Linked DNA regions of Mus musculus: region 1 is linked to region 2. Evidence: chromatin loops called from intact Hi-C (ENCODE). Cell type or tissue: heart. All regions are shown on one strand. Links, peaks and the distances in the headings refer to the core of each region. The heading gives the core; the rest is flanking DNA. Region 1 holds the start of Zfyve27 (zinc finger, FYVE domain containing 27). Region 2 holds the start of Mms19 (MMS19 cytosolic iron-sulfur assembly component).

Region 1 (10,444 bases), core at 1,077-9,076, 180 kb before region 2:
TCAGGGTAAGGGGGACCATCTTGTCCTGGGAAGTCTTTATGAACGCGCCAGTGTACACTGGGAGACCCTTACCAGGGCTCCCAGAGGTTCATGAATTTCTCCTAACAACACTCTTATCACGCTCTTAACCCTGGCTCCCATTCATCACTTGGAAAGGGGTCGACTGGACCCCAAACTCTCGACAGGACGAGCTAGGGAGAAAGGGAACCCAAGCAAGCGCGAGACAGGCTTAGCAGGTCAGTGCCGACAGAGGCCCAGACCACCAGCCTGTCTGAGGCCGCGCAGGGCAGGACACGCCTAAGGTCGCTGTGCCTGCAGGTGGCGACCCACACGCGGTGGGAGGGCCGGAGGGCCAGGCTCCGTAAATAAATACAGTGAGGCTGGGGCGTCACGGTCGTCACCTACCCGGACGCTGTCCCAGGAAAGGAAGAGACAGGAACGGCCAGGGGGACAGAAGGGCCACCAAGCCCCGGAGCGGTCCCTCAGGCCAGGCCCGCCCCACCCCACGCCACGCCACGCCACCTCCCACCGACGCTCCGAAGTCGCAGGTCCACCCGGGAACCGTCTGCCCCTCCACCGCCGTCGCTTCCGGGACGCGACTCACTCTGCGGTGGCGCGCCCGTGACGTCACCGCGCCCGTCCCGCCTTGGGTCCGGCCTCCGGGCTTAGCTCCTCCCACCCAAGCGCAGGTGAGCAAGCGCGTTGATACTGCGCCTGCGCACTCTTCCCTCCTTGGCTAATTTCTGGTTAACTCTGTTCCTGCCACCCAAGAGATGACTCGTTTAATGCCCGGGAGTCCTAGGACCTGGGAGCCAGCCTAGCTCCGGAACATTACAGCAAGGACAGTTAGAGAGTCTAGCGTGGTGACACACTTGTAACCACAGCCTTTTGGTTTCTGAGGCTGGAGTATTGCAAGTTCAAGGCCAGTCTTGGCTATGGGAGCTTCTGGCTCAAAAAAAAAAAAAAAAAAAAAAAAAAAAGTGGGGCGTGTGGGGGCAGGGATGGAGAAGGATAAAAAAAAAGAAAGAAAATGTGGATAGAAGCTCTGAGAACCTAGGGAAGACAGAAAACACATCTTGTATGTCAGGTGCCTATGGGTAGTGCCATTTTAACGGTGAGAGAGCCCCTGGCTTGCTGCAGGAAGACACAGCAGCACAGAAACCAGCTGTCTGCTATAGTGCTTGCCGTGAGAACGCAGAGACAAACTGTACACGACACTGAAGTTTCTCTAGTAGTATCAGTAATTTCGAGGGTTACAACATTAGCAGAGACGGAACGGTGGTCCGTAGCTGCTGTGTTCAAGGTCCTGTGCAGGCCGTTCCTAGCTCTATCCTCTTCACATCTTGTGACCCAGCTGTTGTCCCTTAAAACACACCTCCCATGGGTTTCCATTTAACCAGCAGGCAGGCAGTACACTAAGCTTTTTGTGCACATTATCTTATCTGTTCCTCCTTCAATAACCCTATCGGGGTTATCACCATTTCACAGATGAGGAGTTGTAGTCATGGTAAGTAACTTCTTTAATGTCACAGCACATAAACTGCTCGGAGCTGGGATTTGAGCCAAATACATCACTGGATGCCAGCAACCCCAGCCATACCACCACCCACACGAGGCTGCATCCACTGGCTTCATCTGTCCTGCTGTTCTCTCTCAGGTGCCTCAGTCTCAGCCAGCTGAACCCTCTTTGTTACCTGCAAGGGCCCTGGACTCTTGCCAAGTCCTCAGATTGCTTGTCACACCTGCCTGCCCCGATTCTTGCTTCCATCCAAACCCAAGCAAGCCATCATAGCAGGAGTCAGCTGTGAGCAGCCTTCCCTAGCTGTTCAGCCGACAATAACCCCTCCTCTGAGCTACCCCAAAGCTTCACTGACATCTCGTCCAGCATCTCTTTTTCAGAGAGACAGGCACGCCTGCTCTCCTCAGCCAGGACTCAGCTGCACTGGGAATCTGGGCTCTCCTCACTTCCTTCAGGCTGGTCACTGTCCCACAGGCTCTGAAATCTTTACTCTCAGTAATACCCCTTCGCCTGGAGACAAGATGCACAAGAAATTTCTTTACCTCCACTTTTGTTTCCTCCTCTGACTTGCCCGCTCTTCTGCTCATTCCTCACCTATTCAGCCCTCGCCAACTGTAATCCCGTCTTCCTGGGTCACCTCTGCCTTTCTGGCTGCCACACCCAGCGAACATTTCCAGTCTTCCTTGCAGGAGCTCTCAGCAACACTGGACACTTCGCTGTTCTTCCTTTCCCCACCTGAGCGTCCAGGAGACCACCTCTCTTGGCCTCCTACCCTCAAGGTCTCCTTAGGGTTTTTCTTCCCTTGAATGTCATCTATCTGCCACCTTCCTTGCTTCTAACCCTCCCTGGGGATTGCATTCACGTTCACATTCACCATCAGCCGTTAGCTAATGTCATCAGAAGCTAGAGCACTGGCACTATGCGCCCTATAGACCAGACTGGCCTCTGCTTCCTGAGGGATGAGATTAAAGTCGTGCAGTGCCACCGCCCAGCTCCTCAGCACATTTTAAGTGCTCAAAATCTGTGGACTGGCAAGATGACTTGGTGGATAAAACACTTGCTGTACAAACCTGAAGGACTGAGTACAATCCCCCAGCCCCATGGTGAAGGAGAAGCAATTCCCCAGAACTGTCCTCTTGCCTCCTCTCATGCACACATGCACAGCTGCAAACACACACACACACACCACATACATAATAATGTTTTTTTTAACGTTAGTTGTGGGTGGGCACTGAGAAGTGGCTCATCAATTAACAGCACTTGCTGCTCTTGCAGAGGACCTGGGGCTGGTTAGAGTTAGTGATGTAGACCCAGAGTTAATGAAATACTCTACTCAGTTGCTAGAGTATTTGCATAGCCCTAGGTGTGATCTCCAGCATCAACTCCAGGTACATGGCTGTAATCTCAGCACTTGGGGATGGGGGTAAGAGTATCAGGAGATGAGGTCCATCCTCAGTTACATAGCTAGTTCAAGGCCAGGAGGAGGACGAGGAGACTCATCATCATTGTAGGAGGTCCAGAAGTCTAGAATGCCACACGTAGTACTAAAGCTGTCTGCTGGAATCTACCTCCTCCTTTGGATGACTATTCCCAGGGGCCCCCTTAGTCTCTCAAGCACGCAGCCTCTGCAGACCCCGCTTCTCCCTCTTCTGACCCAGCTCATCCCTGAACCTACAGGGTCCATAGCCGCTCCCACTCTTCCCTCTTCCCTCCTGCACACACACCATTACCCATTCCGATACTCACCTGAGACCATCTTCATGGACACAGGGACACTCCCCCCGGACACGCCCCTGGGACACGCCCCCCAGGCCCAGGCATATTCGGCTCCTCCAGAACCTGCTCCAGCTTTGACCACCTCCTACTCTTTTCACAGCTCAGCTCAGAGCTCACCTCACCTCTTCAGGGAGTCTTCCCTCATACACCCCAGTGGGATAGGTGTCCGTCTGGCTTGCTTCCCTGGGCTTGCCCAGTCCTGCACTTGGCACATGCAAAGTCGCTTGCCTGTTTGCTTAATGGATCCTCTGCCTAGACTGAGGCTACCGGGAAAACTGGCTGGAGTAACTTCAATGCACCTAGCCTCTAGCACAACTATTCCCCAAGTGATTCATGCCTGTCAGTATCTCCCCAAGGTCTGGGCACTCACGCCCGCATCTTCCAAGTTTGCATGTTCTCGTTTCTTCCACTCTAAGGCCCAGTATAATATCTCTTCCCTTAAAATGGTGCATTGGGTCTGGTAGAAATAAGAAGTCTCATTCGCTGGGCAGTGGTGGCACACACCTTTAATCCCAGCACTTGGGAGGCAGAGGCAGGCAGATTTCTGAGTTCGAGGCCAGCCTGGTCTACAGAGTGAGTTCCAGGACAGCCAGGCCTACACAGAGAAACCCTGTCTCGGTTTAAAAAAAAAAAGTCTCCAGGAGCTCTTAGTTCCATAGGAGGCACTAATTCGACTCAGACAGAATACAACGCACTGGTTCCTCCAGTAAAAGTCTGAGCATAGGGGAGAGTTAGAGTTACCTGCCTCTGTTCCAGTCAGGTGTGGGAGAGCAGACCTGTGATCCCAGCACCATGGGTCATCCTGGGCTAAATAGCAATATCCTGCCTCAAAGAAAATAAGGCCTCCTTCCTTAGAGAAAAAAATTGCTTATTTCGATGACCTAACCACCTGGCATTCTACCATCAGTAACTCTCCCCAAAGGCAAATTTCATTTTCTTGGCAACTTTCCCACCTGTGTCTGACCTGAGGCTGGCTGTGACTGGTGGCAATGTTAATTATATTTATTTTCCCCTTCAGCTACTCTCGGATTGGGGAATATGATTCCCAAACTCCTAGGGGTTTTTTTGGGACAAATATCAGCGAATAAAAGAAGGCTCTAAAGACCAGAACAATGAGCAAAGCCTTGCCCTATTCATAAGATACTTTGGGGTTATCTTAGTTATTTTCAGTACTGGTAAAAAATGGGACCCAGGGTGTGGCATATACTAGGCAAGTGCTATAGCATTTAGATATACCTCCAGGCCTAGCTCTGACATTTTATAATTGAATTCTACATATTTGTCTCCTCCTGAAAATCATGAATCAGCAGGCTTTGCAAATAAAAACAAGAGGCTAAGAAAGAACAGAAAATGACCAGAGAGGACTCTTAACACATTAACTTGACATTTCAGAGGATAGTCTTGCATCGCTACGGGAGTGTGTTTATGGGCCACATAACTGAGTCATAAAATTCACGATGGCCTTTGGAGGAATTCTAAGCTGACATTCTGAGCGCAAGCTGGGAAGGTTGAATGGTTAAGCATGATTTCTGCCACGAGGGGGCGCACTCGCCTACCCTTCCCGAGAACTGTGAGTTTCGGAATCATCTCTGCACTTCAAATTCCGGTTCCTGGCCAGATCTTCCGTGCTAGGCTCTATTGTTTTCTCACTTCTTCAGAATATTCCTTATCTTTCTCATGTCTCTCAATACTTGTTCAAATTATTGTCTCTCAAATTGTTCAAACTTAACACCTCGGGCTGGCAGAGCTCTTGCCTGCCATACACAAAGCTCTGGCCGGATTCAATCCCCAGAACCATGGTAACTGGCCTGGGCAAGAGGGCACCTCCAAAACAAAAACAAAATTCCTTAAGGAGCAGTTAACATGCACTGCCTCACACTATTCTAGGGCTCTAGGGTTTGGAGGTGTTTGAATGGACAGTGTGTAGGTTTGGATGACACCTCAGCTAGTTCTTAGCTTCACCTGCATCTGAGGCTGGATGGAGCTTTGTCCCTGTAAGCGTTGGCGCTGAGTGGCTGCTAACTTGGTGCTGGCATGAGCATACAGTCACACTGGAAGAAGGTTTTGGTACCTTCTCAGCTGGGGCTCTCCAGAGGGATTCTTGAGTGTCTTACCGGCACTATGACTAACATTCCCGAGCAAGAAATCCAACATGGAACAAGGCAAGAAACCAATTCCCCATATAGCACTCAGTCACTTTTACAATACTGTATTGATTTTATGTGGCGGGGATGGGGTGGCAAGATGCTTGCTGCACGAACCTGGCAGCCTGAGTTTGACCCCCAAAGCCCATATAAAGGTGACTAAAGATAATTAACTGCAAAGTCACCCTCTGCACCGCTTCCCCACACATGCACACACACACACACACACACACACACGCCTCATACATAAGAACGAATACAACAATTCAGCAATTAATAACTTTTTTTTTTTAAGTGTGGAAGGAAGATTATACAAAAGTAACATTAGCAGCTGAGAAGAGCAGAGACCCTGTGGAGGGCGTGCCCCTGACCACCTCCCACTCACCACCCACATCCTGTTAAATGCCTTTGGTGGCATCTCTCATTTAACCCCTCGCCTCCTTTTCTATGCTTGGACAGAACTCTGTCCTACCTCTGGTAGACGGCCATCACCCTGCATTTCTCCCGTGGTGCCCTGAGCTTCTGAGAGCAGACATTCAACATCTGGGCATCTCCAGTTTAAACCAAGTATAGAGACCTGACACACTAGATGGTCAGTGTCTACCTGAGCTTGGTGGTGCAAACCTGCACCCTTAGTACTAGCAAGTCAGAGGGAGGATTGTGAGTTGTTGGGCCAGCCTGAGCTACATAGTCAGACTGTTTATTAAAATGCATAAATAATAAGTGAAGGGAAACGAGTTGTTTAGTGAGAATTTCCATCCTGTGAGATGGGAAGAGCTCTGCAGATGGGGCAGTGGTGATGGCTGCCCAACAAATGGTGTGAACAGACTTCATGCTGCCCCAACAGACAGTGTGACATTATGCTTCCCAACAGTGTGAACAGACTTCATGCTGCCCAATGAATAGTGTGAACAGACTTTATGCTGCAAAGAGGGAAATCGGAGTTACTGACAAGATACACAGTGTTTCTTTTGAGGCTGAAATTATTCTGGAATGAGCTGGTAGCAATGGCTTATATTAGCTCTGTAAAATTCATCTTGAAGTGAAAACTGTTATGTGGAATTCTACGTTGTATGAATTGTGCTTCCCCTTCTCTTAATGAATGGAAAAAGGAAAGAATGTTTGGCACATGTCTTCGGGTTCTCTTTAGCATTTGCATTTTCGTCTTTTGTATGTAAATGCACTCTTTGACTGTATAATTCTTTTTGATCAACAGCTTTGCTCCTGTTGCCCTTGAACGGTGCTCCATAAATACATCTTTATGTTCTTGTACCTGGGAAAGAAGAGCTCATGAGTAATGAGCTTTCCAGCTGGGAGACAGTGAGTTGTTGGACAAACAGCAAGGCAACGAACGTCGGCAGCTACATCCTTACTCAGCAGCTCTTGGCAGCCATGAAAACAACCATTCATCAAACACTGGCGCAAAAAACTCTCACAGTGGAAAGCAGCAAAAACCTCCCTAATAAACCTCATGGCTCCCACGAAAGAGGCAATTAACTATCATCCACAAAACCTGTCAGGGATCACTCCCTCACGTATAACACACTCCCTCACACAGAACCACCGGATTGATGGGCAGAGGCTGCTCGTCTGGGGACGATGGCTCTGAGCCCCTTTGCACATGCATATGACTTCCAAGGAAGTGAGTGGGGTTGCTGAACATTGCTTGCAGACCAAGATGCTCAAAAGTCAGAAACTTACATCCGGCTACCTCCCTCCTGGACCAGCCAGCTCACTGCAGAGGGAAAGTACCTCGTAGAGACCATCCCCCACTTCTGGAGACAACCCACAGCGGACCGTTGTGAGAGGAGAACCTCAGTCAACATTCTAGCATGGAATGAGGTCACAAGCTCTACCCCTAACTGACAGGGGGGAGGGGCTATGGGGTTTGTTTAAAATACACATCTATTTAATGTGTATTTTATTTTGAGTGTTTATGTGTATTTTATTTTATTTGTGTGTATGGATGTGTTTGCTATGTGTATGTATGTGCAACACGTGTGTGCCTGGTGCCCACAGAAGTCTGAAGAAAGTATCAGATCTTCTGGGACCAGAGTTACAGAGGGTTGTGAGCCACTCTGTGGTTGCTGGGAATTGAACCTGGGTCCTCTTACAAGAGCAACAAGTCCTGTAAACTGCTTGGCCACCTTTTTAGCCCAGAGAGTTTGGTTTTTTTGAAGGTGCAGCTCCTGGTGGACTGACTGTGCTCCATTGGATAGCCCTACACCTAGAAATGTGTGGAGCAAAAATTGGAGTTTTTAAATGAACAATCTAAGAAGACAAGAAGTTGGGGTGGATCTGGGAGGAGTTGGGAAGTCATGTGGTCAAAATACATTGTGTGAAGTTCCTAAAGAACTTATAAAAATGTTTGTTTTTTTAAAAGGAGGTACTAGAGAGATGGTTCTCCATCTTAAGATTGGATTAAGATTAAGAGCACTGGCTGCTCTTGCAGAGGACACAGGTTCAATTCCTAACCCTCTTGGCAGCTCACAACCATCTGTAACTCCAGTTCCACTGGATCTGACACCCACTTCTGACCTCCACAGGGACCAAGAACAAACATGGTGCATGGACATAGATGTACGCAGACCGGTCATATACATGAAATAAAAATAAATAAAATATTAAAAAATTAAACTGAAAGTATGTATGAATATTAATCAATTTTATTTTCTTAGGTTCCTAAAATGTTTTTGTTATAATATCTGGGCAACAACATCCATTAATCCAAGGATTCACAGAATATCTTTCATGAGAATATGGGGGTAAATACCTCAGAATTTTTTTAAAAAACAAGTTCTTGCTGGGTGGTGGTGGCGCACGCCTTTGATCCCAGCACTTGGGAGGCAGAGGCAGGCGGATTTCTGAGTTTGAGGTCAGCCTCGTCTACAGAGTAAGTTCCAGGACAGCCAGGGCTACACAGAGAAACTCTGTCTTGAAAAACCAAAAACAAAAAACAAAAAACAAAAAACAAAAAACAAAAAAACAAAACAAAACAAAAAACAAGTTCTTTTTCTTTTTAAGATTTATCTATTTTTATTTATATGAGTACACTGTAGCTGTCTTCAGACATACCAGAAGAGGACATCAGATCCCATTACAGATAGTTGTGAGCCATATGATTGCTGGGACTTGAACTCAGGACCTCTGGAAGAGCAGTCAGTACCCTTAACCACTGAGCCATCGCTCCAGCCCCAACAAGTTCTTGCTGTATCCAGCCCAGGCTGGTCTCTGGCTCTCAAGCTCTTGATCTGCTGCTTTAACCTTCCTGGCTCCAAGGCTAAGTTACAGGTGTGTGCCTGTATGCCTGCCTTAATAGCCTTCATCTTTCTTGGGGGGGAAATCACACTCTGGGCCCAGAATAGTAGATGCTTCCCTAGTGTGCACAAAGCCCTGAGTTCAATCTCTAGTTCAGGTGTGGTGGCGCACACCTTTAATCCTGGCACTTGGGAGGCAGAGGCTGGCAGATCTCTGATTTTGAGACTAGCCTGTTCTACATTGTGAGACCCAGTTTCAAACAAACAAACAAACAAACAAACAAACAAAAAAGTGGTCCTGCTAATCCCAGTATGATCTTTGTTTCCTGCTTGCAGCCTCCACAACTGTGCTGTGGCATGTGCACACACACATACATACACATACAAACACACATGCACACACACACAAAAGTAAACTAATACATAATATTTTTAAAAAGATTTATTTGTATTTCAGACTTTGCCCTCATATATATCTATATCTATATCTATATCTATATCTATATCTATATCTATATCTATATCTATATCTATATCTATATCTATATCTATATCTATACCAGGTGTATTAGTTGCCCTGGAACTAGAGTTGCAGATGGTTGTGAGCTACCATGTGGGCACTAGGAATGGAACCGTGTACTAATGCAAGAGCAAGTAGTCCTTTTATCCACTGAACCCCAAAATAAACGTCTTTTTTAAAAACCAAACTAGCAGCCAAGCAATGGTCACACATGCCTTTAATCCCAGCACTTGGGAGGCAGAGGCACACAGATCTCTGTGAGTTCAAGGCCAGCCTGGTCTACAAAATGAGTTCCAGAATGGCCAAGGCTACACAAACCCTGTTTGAAAACATGGGGAGGTGGGGAACTAGTCAAGCATGGTAATAATGCATTTTAATCCCAGCACTCAGGAATAATGGGAGGGGTGACACCTAGGCAGATGAGTGCCTCTGAGCTTGAGGCCAGCTTGGTCTACAGAGTGAATTCCAGACCAGACAGAGACAGCTACATATCGAGACCCTGTCTTAACCCCTTCCAAACAACAAAACCAAAACCAAAAACCGACCAACAAACAAACAAGCCCCTCCCTGCAAAATATAAACTATCCCGGCACATAGAATAAGATGAAAAACTCCTTAATTTATCCTGGGTCCAGCCTTACCCTGCTTGATACAAACGCTGAGCCAAACCACAACCCACCTCATCTCAGAAATGAAAATCTACTGCATGACTGACCATCACTGACAGATCAAGGGAAACTGAAGCCCCAATGAAGGCTTGGTCAGTTCTCATAGTAACTGCATTTATAAGGAAGCCTTTGAAACAATGTAAGTGTCCATCAGCAGGTGAATAGATAAATAAATAATAATAATAATAAATTCCATACAGTGGAATACACCCAGTCACAAAAATGAATGATTTGGTCTGTAATCCCAGCACTCAGGAGGCAAAGGCAGGAGGTTCACTGCAAGTTCTAGACCAGCTTGGTGTCCACATTGATCAAACCAGCTAAAACAGTATCGCAAGAACCTGTCTTAAAAGGGGGTTGGGGGAGACTGAAGAGATGGTGTAGTCACGGGTTGCAAAGAGCAAGGCCCTCTGCAATTCAGGCCAGAAATTCTAATAGGATAAAACTGACTTCATCCGGACTGGCATGCATTCTATTTATCTGGAAAAACAAAATCAAATAATCAAATTCATGTGGAGAATCAGGATCCAATTTTTTTTGACTGTCCTAAATTGTTTATT
Region 2 (10,444 bases), core at 796-8,795:
AATCAGGCCAGCAAGATGGCAGTGGCTGAAGGATCTTGCTACCACTACTGAGCACCTGTGTCTGTGACTGCCACAAACTACATGGTAGACAGAGAGAACCAACTCAGGCCAAATGTCCTCTGACCGAGATTCTTTGACCAGGGACATTGAGTCCATTTCATTTGTCAAATGACTGAGAAGACAGAATTAAGGACAAAGGGTACCATCGCGAGGTACATTTCAGTCCAATAACTCTAGTCTAGAACAACCACCTTCTGTTTGTTTGTTTGTTTCGAGACAGGGTTTCTCTGTGTAGCTCTGGCTGTGCTGGAACTCACTCTGTAGACCAGGCTGGCCTTGAACTCAGAAATCCGCCTGCCTCAGCTTCCCCAGTGCTGGGATTAAAGGCGTGCGCCACCACGCCCGGCTGGAACAACCACCTTTAGGGAGACGATAACACTGATGGCTTCCAGTGATTCTGTCCACTCTGACAAGGTAGAAATGTGGCTTAGAGAGCCCTGCTGAGGTGCACAGGGTCAGAGGCCTAGGCCCAGACTTCAGACTCTTCCTCTTGAACTTCTTGTTGTTTTGTTTTCTGAGACAGGGTCTCATCATGTATCCCTGGCTGGCCCAAACCTTAATATGTAGACAAGGCTGGCCTCAAACTCACAGATCCTCCTGCCTCTGCATCCAGAGTACTAGGATTCACAATGTGTATCACCGTGTCCTACCTCTCCGCGCGTGCACACACACACACACACACACACACACACACACACACACACACACACACACACAGAGGCATATACACTCTGTCTCAGACATGAGTGTGGAAGTCAAAGAAGAACACTCAGGAGGCTGTCCTCTCTTTCTATTATGTGGATCTCAAGGATTAAACGCAGGTTGTCAGGTTTGGTGCCAAGTGACCTGACCTGCTCTGTTCAGGGGTTCATCCCACTCATGACAAAAGAAAGCAAAAGTTAGGGTTCAGTTATGGGGAAGGGTCAGGTACACCCTAAACTCAGTGTTGGGGGTTCAGTTATACGTTATAGGCCAGGAGTCTACCTCTGTGCCACCTCCTAGTTCGAGGCATCAGTCTGACAACATGAAACTGTGTCCCTGTCAAAAGGTAAAGCCACAGATACTACAGGGTGCCAAGTGCATGCTGTGACGTTAAGAGGGATCCCTCCCCTTGCACCAAATCTGTCATCCATCAGAGTAGCCCTTGGCTTTGGACTTTATGAATAAAACTATTCATAGTAGGGTCCACAGAATTAAAAGGACCATTTACTAGCAGGCTAAAAAAAAGTTGAGAGTAATATACTTCAGCAAAATGTTTGCATAAAAGATTAAAGTGGCAGGATGAAGTCAGGGTAGCTTTCTACAGTAACAAGTGCTGAGGGCTTCCTTGGTAGGAGCCACTGTGCTCAGTGCTGACTGTGTGTACATAGTTGTGTGAGTGAGTGAGCGAGCAAGTGAGGGACAGAAACAGACCAACACACAAGGAAAGACAGAAGCCAGGTCTTCAGGCTTACAGCGTCGGCTGCCGATAGAGGACTGTGAACTTCAAAGACATGACTAATAATATAGAACAGATAATTGTTAACAAAGTGGCACCATGGCACTGCTAAGTGTCTGCAGGAGTTCTCAGAAGCCACCTTTCTGCTGGGGATGGGGGCCTGCTGAGCAGGCTGCTTCAAGGGGATATGGGTATGAGCAGAGTATGTGATGTAGATATATGAAAATGTCAAAAACTAAACCCATCTTGTGTGCTGATTTAAAAAAAAAAATTAGCCGGGTGTGGTGGTGCACGCCTTTAATCCCAGCACTCAGGAGGTAGAAGCAGGCGGATTTCTGAGTTTGAGGCCAGCCTGGTCTACAAAGTGAGTTCCAGGACAGCCAGGGCTATACAGAGAAACCCTGTCTCAAAAAAACCAAATAAACAAACAAGCAAACAAACAAACAAAAGGTAGGATGTGGTGGTAGACTCCTATAATCCCAGCACTCGAGGCTGGAGAGAGTTCAAGGCCAAGCTAGGGTACATGGCTATACTAGGTACATAGGGAGTTCTAGGCCAGTCTGTTTTCATTATATTGCAAATGTCCTGTCTCAAAAGAAAAGAAATGAAGGCAAATAGGATGGATGGATGCATTTGGGGTTTGAGGTGTAATCTGAAGAAAGACTCTCCTAAAGTGGAAAAGGTATGAAAACATTACTGGCCTTAATGTCAAGGAAGAGGAAGCAATCGGGTTCTAAAAGGACCAGGCCAGACTTGCCCAGTCTTGAAAGTTAAAGGCCTTGTAGAGGTAGAAGGTACTGAACAAAAATAACTGCAGTCTGGACACACAGTGGCTTCTAGATGGAGTGTATGCAGGTATGAGATGAATGACTGATGGTGAGCTTGCCCTCCCTGGAGCTCACTGCAGCCTGGGGGAATAGCCGGGCTTGAGATGGTTTGGGAAAGGGCATGTCTGTAAGACACAATGACTCTGATGGAAGAACTAGCAGGCTCCTGTGACGAGCTGACAGAAAGCTGAGGACAAGTCAGCAGAGTACAGGACAGCGGGTAGAGATGTGCAGAACCTGTTGTGGATGGGTTGAGCCCCAGGATATCCACAGTACTGATGTCTGCCTAGACATGGGGGTCTGGGAATCAAGCTGGTAACTAAGAGACAGGGGTCTTCCTGATGGACAAAGAGTTGTGCAACTAAGTAAGCTATCTCTGGGAGGGAGTGTCATGAGGAAACCCAGATTGTCAGACTGAGCCACTGGTGTATAACAGGTGAGGGTGGGCAAGAGAAATTGAAAAGGAAAATCGGAGGATAGAGATGCAATTCAATGGCAGAATGCTTCTGTAAACTCCTGACCCTCAAAACTGGAAAAAAATAATGATAGAGAAAGGAAACCAGGATAAGGATAGCAGAGATAGAAAGCAGTTCGGAGACTGAGGTAGGAAAGGGTAGTCAACCATAAAAACACGAGGCAAGATCAAGGATGGAGCATACAAGAAATCAAAATTATTTGCTTTCTGCTTGATCAAATGTATGAATGATATAAATGAATGAATGAATGAACGAACAAAAGTCCTTGGTCAGAAGAAAGGCCAGGGTTGCTTTCAAAAGGAATTTGTAAGTTTTACTCCATCCTCCCATAAAAACGTTTCTGCTTGCACAAGTCATCCTGTCCAGCACACACACACACACATCCTTCCCAGCTTCCCCTGTGCTTCTCCCCATCTTCCTTCCCAGTTTACACAAGCAAAACAACACACCTTCAGTGTCAAAGCAGACAGGAAACTCCAACTAGAGTTTCCACTTCATTAACAACTGCGCCTGTGGCTCCTCTTACATAAAGGGGTATGTGGTAACAAGGGGGAAGAGACCGGATTCCAACCTCAGTTGCACTTCTAACTCACTGTGTGACTTAGGGGAAGCTGCCCAACCTCTCTGGATCTGTGTTTTTACATAAAAGAGAGGTAGATCTGGAAATTCAGTCCAGTGTTGAAGGTCTTTTTGCGCGCCACAGTTTATCATTTGCATAAGTTCTTTGCAACACCCCCAGAGAAGAGAGTACAAGACAGGGAAATGACCCTCAAACGAAGCGCCAGGACAGGGCTGGTGTACCAAGAAAGTGAGACCGCGCTACTGGAGCTTCGAAGATTGCCAGAGAGCAGATCCCATTCTCATGGCTGAGAGGGATCCCATTCCAAGAGCTGAGAACGCTCCTAACAAACACGAAGGCGACGCTCACCCCGCACCCCACCTTTCCTAGACTCCCAGACAGCCACCGAGGCTCCAAAAAGCCGTGTGGAGAGGTGGGAGGAAATAAAGATTTCTATTTTCCATGGTCCTGCACTGCTTTTTACAAGTCGGATTCCCGCAGACAACGACCTGCAGCCCGATAATGACACAGTGACTCGCTGGAATGAGCGACTGTGTTCGCCTCGATCGCTCCGACTTCTGGGGACGCAGGCTGCCCACGCCGCGCCCCGGCCGGCCGCCGGCCGACCCTGGCCGGGGCTGCCAGATCCGCGGCGCACTCGCTTGGCCCCCTCCGCCAGCCTCGTCGCGGTCTGGAAACATTTCCTGCCCCCGCCCCCATCCCCAGCTTCCCGGTGGGAGCGAGTTGGCCTCCCGGCCGGGTCAGCGCTCGCAGTTACCCCAACTCGCTTCCCAGACAGCCCGCGCCGGGGAGGGCCCCGTCTGGCTCCGAGAAGCCGTGGGGGAACCCAAGCGCCCGGCGCCGAGCGAGGTCGCTCGGGAACCCCAAGGTTCGGGCAAGGCAAGGGCCAACTGGCAGCGCGCCGGGACCCCGCTGCCTTTCCTGGCGTTACCTGCTCGCTTGCGGGGGTGTCCCGGAGCAGCCGGCCTCTCCCGGCGCTGTCTCCCCACGCAGTTGCCCATGCTGGCTTCTCAGCCGGTCCCCCATGCACCAGAGGCGGCGGTCGGCCGGCTGCTCCACGCTGCTGCCCCGAACCGCGGCGTCCCCGGGTCAACGACTCCCGCAGCCCGACATCGAGAGCTCCTGGATCTCCCCTGGGGAGCGCTCTGCCCGACGCCGGCTTCGCCACAAACTTTGCGGGCCAGCGGAGAGGGAGGTGGCCAGGCCAGGGGGGCCCGCGACAGTGCCCGGCCAGAGACCAGCCCGGCTGGAGGGGCGGAGGGAGGGGGCGGACACCGCCGCAGCTACTCCAGGATCACTCCGAGCTCCCAGCTGGGGCCGGCCCCCCGGAGCCTGTCACTCACCTGCCTAACCCCGCCCCGGCCCGGCCCCGCTCCCTTCCTCCCGCTTGGGGTGGCCGCGCCACGGTCGCCAGCCGCCCCAGGTGCGCATGTGACCGACGGCACCGCCCCTCGGGCCGGGTCTGGTTTTCTCATTGGCTTTTCCCAGGATGCGTACCGCCCCTCGGCCCCACCCAGCCAGGTGCCCGCCCTGTCGCCCGTCTCCCGGGGAGAGCGGCCGGGAATTATGCGCCCTCAACCGCCCCGGCTGCGTGCCCGGCAGTCACTTCCCCTCCCGGAGCCGCGCCCCGGCCCAGGCCCCGCCCTCTGGGGAGGGGCCGTTAGGTCCCTGAAGGGACTGCCTGGCCCAGAGCCGGCAGGCACGTGACCTGGAGGTGCCCCGCCCCTGAAGTCTGCGCCCAACTATTGGCCATGGAGGCGCGTGCGCGGAGAGACACATCTCGTAGCCACACCCACTTCCCCCTCCCACAATCTCTGGCTAGCGTCATGGCTGCCGCCACCGGTCTGGAGGAGGCAGTGGCGCCTATGGGCGCCCTGTGTGGCCTCGTGCAAGACTTCGTCATGGGTCAACAGGAGGGGCCCGCTGACCAGGTGGCTGCAGGTATGGCAAACAACGCCGCGAGGCTTCTGCAGGGGCCGGACCGCAGGGAGCGGCCTCAGCACCCGCGCGCGGCGGGAAGGGAGTGAAGGGAGAGGTGATTGTGATTGGTCCTCTGGCCGCTCTGCCCCCGCTGGGAGCGCTACTGCCCTAACAAGTTGGAGAGTCGCTTGCATCTTCCTTAAAGCTTTCTTTACATTCCGCATCTCGCTGTGGTCCATAGAGAATCATTACATTTCTCCGAGAGTAATAGACTTGTGCAAGGCACAGACGAGTCCGGAAGTGGAGCTGGGACTTGGACTCGGGTGTTCTGGTCCAAACCTGGTGCTTGCACCGCAGGACCGCGTTGTTTGCGGAGTGTTAGGTGAGAAGGTCTGGGTTCCAAGGGTTACGCTCCGGCCTCTTGCCTTCCTGGAAGTAGCGTGCGCTCCAGCTGTTTGAGTGGTTGTAATTGGATGGAGGAGGGGAGGAGCCAGTCTGGCTCTAGGTCGGTGGGCGTGTAGATGACTAGTGTCTTTAAAGATTCACTTATGTGTCTTAGTAGGCTTTAAAAAAAAGAATATATATATATATATAGTATGTGAGTACGCTGTCAGACACACCAGGAGAGGACATCGGATCCCATTATAGATGATTGTGAGCCATCATATGGTTGCTGGGAATTAAACTCAGGACCTCTTCAAGAGCAGTCTGTCCTCTTAATTGTTGAGCTATCTCTCCAGCCCCAAATAGGCTTTTTGATAAATTAGATTTATAACTTTTTAATGTCCCATTTTTTTATCCTTCTTCCCAGAGTTCCAATTTCAGGAATCTCTCAGTTCCGAGTTTATCCAGGATTTGAACAAATCCAGGGTGCCTCTTTAGAATTCTTTCTGAATGTTGAATGTTAGGCCTTCAGTGTCGGGTTTAAGAAATAGAATAAAAAATGGATATAGATGCGGGTTTTTAAAAATTATGTTTGGAAGTTTATGGGTGAAGAAGTTTCTTTAGCAAATTGAACAGATTAATTTTTAGAATATGTGAGAAATGAACTGCTAGAAATATATGTTGGTCCTTAGCAATAGTCCACATTCTCTGCCATTCTATTATTTCTGAGCACGTATTTTTTACCCAGCATGAAAAGAATTGAGGACAGAAATACAAATAAGATACTATCTATGGCCATCAAACTATTATAATTAGTGAGAGAAAGAACTGTGTTGTAAGAGGTAAATATATGGTTCCAGAGCATCAAGGGGCAAAAATGCCTGCTATTGGCTGGGCTTGGTAGTGCATTCCTTTAGTTCCAGGATTTGGCAGGGGGGTGGCAAGTTTGCTAGTGAGTTCTAGGCCAGCCTCAGCTACAGTGTGAGCCCCAATCTCAGAAAGAAAATAAAGCCCCTGGTACTTGCACTTAAGCTTATAACATTTTACAACTTAATCAAGTATAGTCTGTTATGGGTTATTATCAATGCCATTTCCCCCCAGATTTTACTATGGAGATTTCACAGCATTTAACAAAATCTAAAGAATTTTAATTTTTAGTTATTTATCTGTTTGTGTATTGTCTTTTGAGACAGGCTCTCTCTGTGTTGCCCTGGCTATCCTGAAACTCTGTAGACCAGGCTGGTCTTGGACTCAAAGATCTAAATCCCCCTCCCAAATGCTGGGATGACGGGCATGCACTACCCCTGCCCAACTTAAATTTTTTTTTAAAGATCATAGACTCACTACTTAGAGCCTATCACTAACATTTTTTTCTTTAATTTGAATTGTCACAAACCTACCCATTTAAACTGCAGAGATCAATACATTAATCTCTAACTTCTTTATCGAGCTCCTCATTGACTAGTGTTTGCTTTTGGTTTGTTTGGGGGGTAAACTTTAGATCCGGTGAACTATATATCAGGACCGTTGTTTTCACAGAAGCTTAGATATACTTAAACCCACCCCCATACCAAGATAGATGTTACTATATTAATGTTATCTGTAATTGTTCTTCCACATTTGTGCACTCTGGGAATAATAATTTTGGATTTTATGGATGCATAACACATCTTTAAAAGACAGCTTAAATAACTGCCTTCTTATTTTTTCATAAAATACCTTTTTTTGTTATGTCAAAAAAGGGAGCCTGAACTATCATCTTGTTTTAGTGTTTCTATTGCTATGACTAAACTCCATGACCAGAAAGCAAGTTGGGGAGGAAAGGGTTTATTTGGCTTGTACTCGGAGATCACAGTCAATCATTGGAGGAATTCAGGACAGGAACTCAAACCTGGAAGCAAGAGCTGATGCAGAGGCCATGGAGGGTGCTGCTTACTGGTTTGTTCCCTGTGGCTTGCTCAGCCTGCTTTCTTACGGGAGCCAGGACCACTAGCTCAGGGATGGTACCACCCAGAATGGGATGGGTCCTCCCTCATTGATCACTAATTGAGAAAATGCTTTACAGCTGGATCTCATGGAGGCATTTCCTCAACGGATGCTCCTTCCTCAGTGATGACTCTAGCTTGTGTCAGGTTGACACAAAACTAGCCAGTGCATGTATGGTTTAAAATCTACTCTGTAGTACCTGTGTAAGTGAACCCTATTGTAATTTATTCCTCTTAACAAAAGGAAGGTTGGTACAAAGGAATAGTAGCCAGTAAGGTTGAATGGGTTGATGGAGCCGGATTATATATAACCCTGAACTCCAGCGGTAAGGTCTGAATGGCTTGTTTTAGGTAATGGGTGTTCAGCCCTTTAAGCAAGGGTTGTAGAATGAAAGGAAATTTAGGAAGGATTAAATTAGTATTCTTAGTCTTAACTGATCATAGTCTTCGTTGTTAGACTATGATAAGCGGACAGTTTTGAACTATCCCCAGAGCACTTTCTCCAGCCTGAGTCAGTCAGTCTGTGCAGTACTGAACCCATACATCAGCCTTGGAAGCAGCAGCTCACTTACAAGTTACAAATGCAGAAGGAATCCTTTGTGATCACAAGGGAACTGCCATCTTTGTTTGGCACCTGGTGGTTCCTGGTGGAAATAGTTGTCAGCTCCCACGAACATGCAAGTACTAGGAAGGAAATGAGTTGGAAGCCGAGGAATGAAGGCCTCTCAGGCAGCCTCTCATTGATAGCCAGTACTTGTCCCAGCCTTTATTCTCACCACTAGCCTCTTGGACCTTTAGTTCTAGGCACCAGCCTTTGTTCTCCGTTTCCCAAGCGCTGTCCTTCCTGTTCCCTCCACCAGCTTTATCTAAATCCAAAGCTAGACCGTATGGTCAAGGCCCAGCTAGTGCTGTTCCCCCAGTATTTCCTTATTTCCTGGTCTAGACAACATCTCCAACCCCAATAGATTTCCCACCCGCTCATGAACTCACGAGCAGATTTGTTTCACAGGTATGTCTATGAGTACCCACATCTGACCTACCCTACCATTTCTACCAAGAGTCCCCTGGAACTAGCCTGAGTGCACACACCACAAAACTCTTCAGGGCCAACAAGGTGGCTCAGTGAGGTGGCTCAGTGAGTAAAAATTGCTTGATATCCTGAGTTCAGTCCTCTGGATACACGTGATGGGAAGAAAACAGTTTCTCTGAAATTGTTCTCTGACCTCCACATACACAAAATGTAAAAAGGAAAGTTTGTATGACAAGAATTAAGGAAGCAAGTAGAATCTGTGGAATTTGAGGCCCAGTTAGCTCTAAGGCTTGAAGGAAATAAAAAAGCCTACCCTAGATGCACCCAGCATTTTGAGCCTGGGGCCAGGGAAAAGAAGTAACTTAATCAAAAACAGAAGCACCGGTCTACTTTCCCACCCCCATCACTAGGGTTTCCCTTTAGTTCAGCGTTCATTCTATTTTGCCATGGTTTTGATTGCCCAAAGAAACCACTATTACTGAAATAAAATTATTAAGGAGTAAAGAGTAACTGTAGAGAAACGACTGTGGCATCATCAGGAAGGTTTTTATTGTTTTGTTTTGATTTTGAGATGGGGCCTCTTGTAAGCAGACTGGCTGAAAACTGCTTGTATTAACTGCGGATGAGCTTGCACTTATATGATCCAAGGGCCAGGATTACAGGCTTGCGCCATACAGTGCTGGAAACCTACCTCAGAGCCTCTGACAGGCGCTTGCCCAACCGAGCTACATCCTCATCCCCAGAAATGGCCTTTTTAAGAGCCTGCCTAGAACCTATTCCTGGGGGATTTCCCTCCATTCTGCTCATGCGCTTCTACCCACAGCACCCCAGCCCTGGTCCCCCCTTCCTTGGGCTACCACTCCAGATTCTCAAGAGGCTGCAGTTCCATCAGACAGAGACCTAATTGTTCCTTCTGTGTTGATGGCCACATAAATCCTGCTTTTGACCCTTCTCCATACTCCACATGAACTCGCCCGGCTGAGGAAAGCATACAAAGTTAGGAAAGCTAGCAAGGCCATTGTTATACAGAAAATCCTGCACACATTGTAAAAACTTAGGCGTCCTATAAAGGGAAAGGAACTTATATTTTTCCTTTGTGCCAGTAAAACTACCCTTGGGGGAAAATAATTCGTTATTTTAACTATTATAGGTTCTCTTACCCCAGAAGTACAAAGTACAAAAAATAATTGATAGTATTTCTGTGTATTTTGGCTATTTTCATTTGAGAAAATTACTATGACTTAAAATTAGTAGCCCAGGCCCACAGGTGGCTCATTCACATCTATAATCCTGTCTTTCAGGAAACTTTACCAGGAAGAGTTATAAAGGCCAGCCTGGGATAAATAGTTGTAGATCAGCTTGGCCTGGGCTATAGGATGGATGGAGACCCTGCTTTCAAGAACAAAATAAACTTAGTAACCCATATCCATGACCCAGAACATGAACACCTTCTGTTACCTTTTTTTATATTACTGTGGGGAGACTGAATGGTGGACACTTTGTTTAAAAATGCCTTCCTGCCCCAGTAGACAGTGGGTTTTCTTATATTTTTGGTTATGAGCCTAGCCTTTAACAGCTGAGCCATCTCTCCAGCCTGACAGTGGTTTGGTTTTTTTTTTTTTGTTTTGTTTTGTTTTTTTTTTTGGTTTTTCTTTTTTTGGTTTTTCAAGACAGGGTTTCTCTGTATAGCTCTGGCTGTCCTGGGACTCACTCTGTAGACCAGGCTGGCCTCTAACTCAGAAAT

Evidence for each region. Hi-C counts contacts between places; a loop is a spot of excess contacts. Peaks named below come from ENCODE experiments on the same cell type or tissue, not always from the same donor. Only the 100,000 strongest peaks of a DNase experiment are listed, where the experiment ranks them.
Region 1: it touches region 2 in a loop (2.9-fold over the local background); 1 of 42 quality-filtered maps calls a loop at or near these places.

Annotation. Positions count from the first base shown.
Region 1 is chr19:42,160,747-42,171,190 of GRCm38, reverse strand. It overlaps Zfyve27 (zinc finger, FYVE domain containing 27), which reads right to left and starts at 624. Exons shown (of 13, transcript NM_177319.3): 1 at 406-624. It also overlaps the pseudogene Gm6937. In heart, for the core only: a CTCF peak has its summit at 4,833 (motif pointing right); DNase peaks (open chromatin) are centred at 1,720 and 4,849; H3K4me3 peaks cover 391 bases; H3K27ac peaks cover 547 bases; H3K27me3 peaks cover 2,227 bases.
Region 2 is chr19:41,975,877-41,986,320 of GRCm38, reverse strand. It overlaps Mms19 (MMS19 cytosolic iron-sulfur assembly component), which reads left to right and starts at 5,185. Exons shown (of 31, transcript NM_028152.3): 1 at 5,185-5,322. The coding sequence starts at 5,208. It overlaps Ubtd1 (ubiquitin domain containing 1), which reads right to left and starts at 4,558. Exons shown (of 3, transcript NM_145500.3): 1 at 4,313-4,558. The coding sequence starts at 4,382. In heart, for the core only: a CTCF peak has its summit at 5,433; DNase peaks (open chromatin) are centred at 3,480, 4,970 and 5,720; H3K4me3 peaks cover 3,193 bases; H3K27ac peaks cover 2,702 bases.